Regions from separate parts of the Homo sapiens genome. Here region 2 is linked to region 1. Evidence: chromatin contacts called from ENCODE Hi-C or POLR2A ChIA-PET data. All regions are on one chromosome and are shown on one strand. Each heading gives the region's core, a stretch centred on a gene start or an enhancer-like site at or near the end of the contact. The rest is flanking DNA. Distances are from core to core; before and after follow the strand shown. Region 1 has its middle 110 kb from the start of CTB-30L5.1. Region 2 has its middle 130 kb from the start of NAMPT-AS1.

Region 1 (3,065 bases), core at 265-2,764:
TCCAATAACCTTTTCACTTCTATTCTCCCTCTTTTTGAATTTTTTCTTTATTCTAGGTGAGTTCCACTTTTACTGAATCATTTCGACATTTCTTGCCATCATGTTTTTTATTTCTAAGAGCTCTTATTCAATTTTTTGATTATTTTCCTTTATTTCACTGTTTTTTCATTGATAAATATATTTATCTTTCTGAAAATATGATAGATTTTTTAAATCCTGCTACATGAATTACTTGTATTTTTTACTAAATGACTTTTTTTTTTTCTATTTACTTTGCACTTGGCCTCTCAAATTGGAGGCTTTTTCAAATATTTGGTGATCTTTGGCTATCCTTTGTCATATAAAAGTGAGGCACAAAAAAAATCTTAGAGAGAACGAGGCTTGTTGACCAAGTAGCAAGAAGACTTTTTTATTGTGTGATCCCCAGATGTCAAAATTGATCTTTTCTCTGGGTCTGCTTAGTGTTACACTAGTTAGTTTAGCTAGGATAGGCAAGGTTAGCTACAGGAAAAGAAAAAATAAAAAGAATAAAACAACTCTGTGGCTTAACACAATAAATATTTATCATTCCCACTATATGTCCAGTGATAATTGGTGATGGGCTCTGCTCCAGTCACAGAATTACTCCAAACCATCTTATGATGTCACTGTTTCACCAAGATACCTCATTTGTCATAGCAGGAAAAAAAGCAAGCATGGAAACTCGCATATTGTCTGTTGAATGTGTCCACCTGGAAGTAGTATACATGACTTGTACTTTTACTTAATTGACTGAAGCAAATTGTAGGTCCACACCTAGCCTCAAAGAGTGGGGAAGTGCAGCCCTCCCAAGTGTCCAAAAGGAGAGGGTAGCCAGAAATACTGGAGAGCAGCACCAATGTTTACCACAATGACTGATTCATTCTCTTAAAAATAGTATGCTTGCATGCCTGTAATCCCAGCATTTTGGGAGGCTGAGGCGGGTGGATCACGAGGTCAAGAGATTGAGACCATACTGGCCAACATGGTGAAACCCCGTCACTACTAAAAATACAAAAATTAGGTGGGCATGGTGGCGCGTGCCTGTAGTCCCAGCTACTAGGGAGGCTGAGGCAGGAGAATCGCTTGAACCCAGGAGGCAGAGGTTGCAGTGAGCAGAGATCATGCCACTGCACTCCAGCCTGGGCAACAAGAGTGAAACTCCATCTTAAAAAAAAAAAAATAAGCTTGCAGTCCTCATTCCTCCTCAGCAGATATTATTCAGATACTCAACATCCACTTGGTGAAGTATTGATAAATTGCTTCTTTTACTATTATTTTTTCTGATGAAGTATGTTGACTAACTTAAGGAGAACTTAAGAAAAATTAGATGAAAACAAAAGGATTCCTCTGCCTGCTAAACTTTTTATTGTTGTAAGAAAGCAACAAAAAACCACTGAATTCCTATTTTTCCATCATCCTATGTCTTCCTAAAGTCATCCTTAATTTCATCACAGCACCACTGATGAGGCAAAGCCAGGGTGGAAATGAAGGTGGCAGTAAGCTGAATTGTAACTTGGAACTGGCTGTGGCCAGCCTCCACGTGACCAATTTTGTAATTTATTATTAACTTTATGCAGCTACACACAAAAGGGAGTGAAGATTGCACAAGAGGCTCTGCTAATAGCAAAGTCTTTTAGGACCTAGAGCTGTGAACTACAAACAGTTTATCTTCAAGTGCCCAGGAAGTGATGGTAGAATTCAGGTTGCCTGACAGAAGCAATTTAGATTCTTCAGCAATAGAGGAGAGTTTGAATGTGAAGACATTCTCCTCTCAAACTTATATCACCTTGAAGAGTGGACAAATCCCAAGCTTTACTGTTTCGGGCTACCAGGCACAAATGTGATTGCAAACCAGACAAAAGTGTCCCCACAAGTTCATGAGCAGATTTTAAAACCAACCTGTTTCTCTGCCTCTGGTTTCAAAGAAACTAATTGCTCAGGATGCACACAGATGGTGTCTGACTCATTGTTTCTTTCCTTCATGTCACTGGATGTTAAATTAGTAATGGTAATAAACAACCACATATATTCACAGAGAAAAATGTATGAAGCTAAAATTAGAATCTTTGTCATGCAACATTGATTTGTTCCAGAAGTTGGAGCTAGATTGGTCAGCAAGTGAATGTTTCAGCCTTGTCACTCCAAGTCTTTTTGAGCCCTGAGCACAGACAACCCTAGTGTCATTGACCTTAATAAATGGAGAGTTGCTGAGAAAGCTTCTAGTCCACTGCCAGGCCTCCAGCTGTGGCCTTCCAGTACACACGCCCCTCCTCAGCTCAGACAACTTAGTGCTCTATGCACTTGCTGCTGTGCAGGGGACCTCAACACCTCTAGAATGCAGTACAGAAGTTGCCATTTACATCTTTAAGGTCCTAGACATGTGGCAGCTTATTTGCTAACTGAAGTCGCCACACTGATCAGTCATTGGATGCAGGCCACCCTGGGAAAGGGTGTGACATTGGAGGAGGTAGGTTTCTGCAGAGGGGACAATCCATAAAGGGGCTGACAGTTGAAGGCTGTTGGCCCATGACATTCTCAGGAGCTGGGGCAATGAGGCTTCACTGATGGGGGAGCTGGGCAGTGCATCCTTGTGTCTAGCGCACGGCTACTTCAAGTCACTTTTCCCAGAAGACTCTTCTATCACAATTGAAACTTCTTCAAGTTTCTGCCTGAGATAAGCTTTCTCCATGGTTTTCAGACCAACATCACTTGCCCCAAACTCTCCACCCCTTCTCATGATCAGTCTCATTTTTTTCTCCACTTTATTTGATTTGTCACACTGTCTCATGGATATCTGTCCCTAGATGGGTAAGCTTACTTCTACATTTATGGTTATGTTCACTTAGTAGCTTTTCTCCACTGTTTACAATAGTCAGCTCTGTCTGTACAAAGAATCAGGCTCCAAATAATGAAATGTTGGCTGAACTTGTCCTACTTTTCAACTTCTGAACATGTAGAGTACACAGGGTTCCAAACTATAGTTTGCTCCCACAGAGTTGGCTTCCTTTGTGTTTTTCATGAACCAAACTCAATCTAATTTACTA
Region 2 (3,065 bases), core at 405-2,904, 66 kb before region 1:
TCATTTAGATTGGATAATTTTTATTGCTCTATCTCAAAGATCACCAATTCTTTTTCCAGTTACTGTGCTAATGAGCTTATCTAGTAAATTTTTCATTACAGTTATTACATTTTTCAACTTTAGATTTCCCCTTTTATGTAGTTTCCATTTCTATGTTGAGATTCCCTATCTGTTCACTCATTAAGATTATGCTTTTAATTCTCTGCACATATTTATGATAGCTACTTTGAAATTTTGTCTAGTAAATCCAATATCTGAGTCCACTCTGAGTTTCTATGTATTACTTTTTTCCTGAGTATGGGTCAAACCCTCCTGTTATTGGCAGGCCTAAAGAGTTTTGGATGAAAACTGAAAAATTTGATGATACTTTGTAGCAACTCTATACTGTTATGTTCTTCTGAGGACCAATTTTTTTATTGTTGTATTTGCTGCCTGGAGTTGCTTGGACTCAAACTATCTCACCTTATACTGTACAACAGCTGGTATCTCTGTTCAGTTCTTTCAGCTTTAAGCCATTTATTTTTAGCCTGCTTCCCAGGGTCACCCCTCAACTTGTGTAGTTTAGCAGTCAGCCAAGGATTTGGGCAAGGTTTGAATCAGATTTTGCAGTTTCCTTACTGTTCTGTTAGTCCAGCGCTCTATCCTCTAACATTAGAAGTGCGTTGGGGAAGGCACTCAATCAAAAAAGCAGCAAACTCACAGACCTACCCAGTGCAACTCTGTTTTTCAAACGTGATCCCCTCACTGGGTCTTGCTTTGTGCAAAATAACTTAAAGACTTTGGGACAGTTGCAAAGGGTGGGGGATGGGATGTTGCTATCAGATTTGTCAAGCTCTTCCTGATGAGTCGAATTTGGATGAATCACAGCCTGGCCAACACAAAGCACCTGCCCGTCCCTTCAGCGTCTTGATCAAACAGCATTTAATAAACACCACATGCCCTTGGGCTTCTGCTGAGGACAGTTGAGATGAGGTTAAGCTCACATTGGCCCTGATAACCTACAGCTTGAAGTCTCTGGAGTGTCTATCTCTGGGGCTGTGTCTGTATAACAGGCTCATGAATAGAGAAGGAAAAAGGACCTAGGATATCTTGGATCCTAATCTCTTTGTGACACTCATTGTTTGGCTTATCCCCCGGTTGTGACTTATTGGAATACTCCTCCGGGTATATGTATGTGTTTTTTGTTTGTTTTCTTGGAGGCTGTATCTGAATCTCAGCTGTGACTGACATCTCACAATGATGTGTACTCAAAAAGGCCCCATTTAAATTATTCAGGTTGCTGCAAACCAAGTGGTTATTTGGAAACTTAGAAAAACCAGGGAGAAGCAGAAATTTATATTTCTAAAAATGAAGTAACAAATTCGTTGATTTATTTCACACTTTTGGTTGAACATTCATATTAAGCTGTTTTTTGTAAACATATTACTAAGAAACTATTCTGATATGGCTTATTTTCCAGTGAACTTATGTGCACACATTAATTCATTAATATATCATGTCTTACATTTGTTTTATAAATATATAGACATGCTTCAGTCCCTGAGAAATTCTAAGATAATTAAGTGACCCCAAAAAGCAGTGTAACTAGTTAGTTCACACCACAAACAATGAATAAACTGTTTGCTGAATTTCCTGTGTTCCAAGTGGTAACACTTGCATCATAGTTACAAAACTTCAGTTTCCTGGTTTATTCACTTATGCCATTCATTTAACAAAACTGCTAGGTCAGACACTGACAGGCTCTGCAACATTGCTTCACACAAACAGAACAGTCTGTGCTCTCAGGAACATAAGATCAATGATAAGTAAATTAAAAATAAATATTTCGAATAATGATAAATGGTTCAGGGAAAATGAAGGTGATGAGGTGGAGAGTTCCTGGTGAACTTTTCAGGAATTGAGCCATGTGAAGATCTGTGGGAGAAGAATTCCAGACGAGTGAAAAGGGAAAGTAATGTTTTTGAGGCAGGAGTGCATGTGGTTGAACCAAGCCTCCAATGGAAGTCTACTGGCCTAATTTGTTTATTCATATTCATTTAATCAAATAGAACAAAGAGAACTAAGCACCTGTCCTAGAGCCTGACTCTTCTGTTTAGAAATCTAGGGAATCACTCTCTTCTAACCCCACAGCCTTCAGCCACAAAATGCCTGTGGTCACACGCACTTCTCCAACTGGGTTCTTCCAGCTCCTCAAGGAGAAATCTCTACATAATTAGGGCTTCCTTTGTTCAGTTACTCTTGTGTGACAGATGCACCGAGAGTAATAACTTAAGCATACCCTGAGAATGACCCTATGGTCTAAAAAGAATGTGTGTTTGGATTTCCAAGTGAAGAAATCCAGAAATGGCCAGTCCAAAGATTCATTCTATGAGAAACATCTAAACCTACAGGCCAGCCCATGGAATGCAGACCATACAGGGGATCAAGACCCTTTGTTTTGGGTTAAATGAAGGTTGCCAGGTGGAGGTTACCAGGGGGAGGGTGCTAACTAAAAATACTATATAAACTGCATGCTTTTTACAAGAAGTTAGTGGTTCTTCTGTCCAGACCACTGCCACCAGGACAGTGTCCTGTATGTAAGTCCCCTCAATAAGCTCTGTGTCTCATTTGCAGGCTCTGGGTCTCTTCTTCAGCCTCTCAAACATCCTATTGGGGATGCCATCCCTATTGGGGTCAATAGGGGTCTGGCATGACAACTCTGCAACCCTCTTACCTTCCAAGAAGGGCTCTGTGTATATGCACTTCAACACCTGGCACCAGTTGGTTTTTGGGTTTTCCACTTGCTATACCCTCAACTAAGCTCTGCATTTAAATTTCTCACTCTTTCCTCAGAAATCTATGATTGCTGCCAGTTAATTTTCACATAGATTATGTTAAATGCTGGGAATAGAAGGGATTAAAGCACAGACCTGACTCAGGGGGCAGGGGTTGGTATTGTCCTTCGTGAGGCATACGGCTTCTGTGATCGAGGCCCCCAGTGCTCTCCTATAAGGATGCCGGACACAAAAGAGGCCGGGAAGCCATTGAGGCTCTCAGAGCTTCCAGTCTAATTCCAAGGGTTTCAG

What was found. A loop is a pair of places that touch in the nucleus more often than their neighbours do. ChIA-PET counts read pairs that join two places held with the same protein, here RNA polymerase II (POLR2A). Pooled maps may share reads with other maps.
Region 2: a pooled map shows a loop between it and region 1 (8-fold over the local background). The contact joins two enhancer-like sites. A Hi-C loop is called at or near these places in 7 of 37 single-sample maps with no recorded cell type and 12 of 50 pooled maps. POLR2A ChIA-PET finds 5 or more read pairs at or near these places in 4 of 52 experiments (activated CD4-positive, alpha-beta T cell, activated CD4-positive, alpha-beta memory T cell, activated T-cell and 1 more).

Annotation. Positions count from the first base shown.
Region 1 is chr7:106,483,162-106,486,226 of GRCh38, forward strand. No RefSeq gene overlaps it. Among named protein-coding and RNA genes, the nearest start is that of CTB-30L5.1, 110 kb to the right of the region's middle. Within about 2 kb of position 1,515, at least 5 of the 41 ENCODE cell types and tissues checked have a DNase peak (open chromatin) inside an H3K27ac peak, as active enhancers do.
Region 2 is chr7:106,416,582-106,419,646 of GRCh38, forward strand. No RefSeq gene overlaps it. Among named protein-coding and RNA genes, the nearest start is that of NAMPT-AS1, 130 kb to the left of the region's middle. Within about 2 kb of position 1,655, at least 7 of the 41 ENCODE cell types and tissues checked have a DNase peak (open chromatin) inside an H3K27ac peak, as active enhancers do.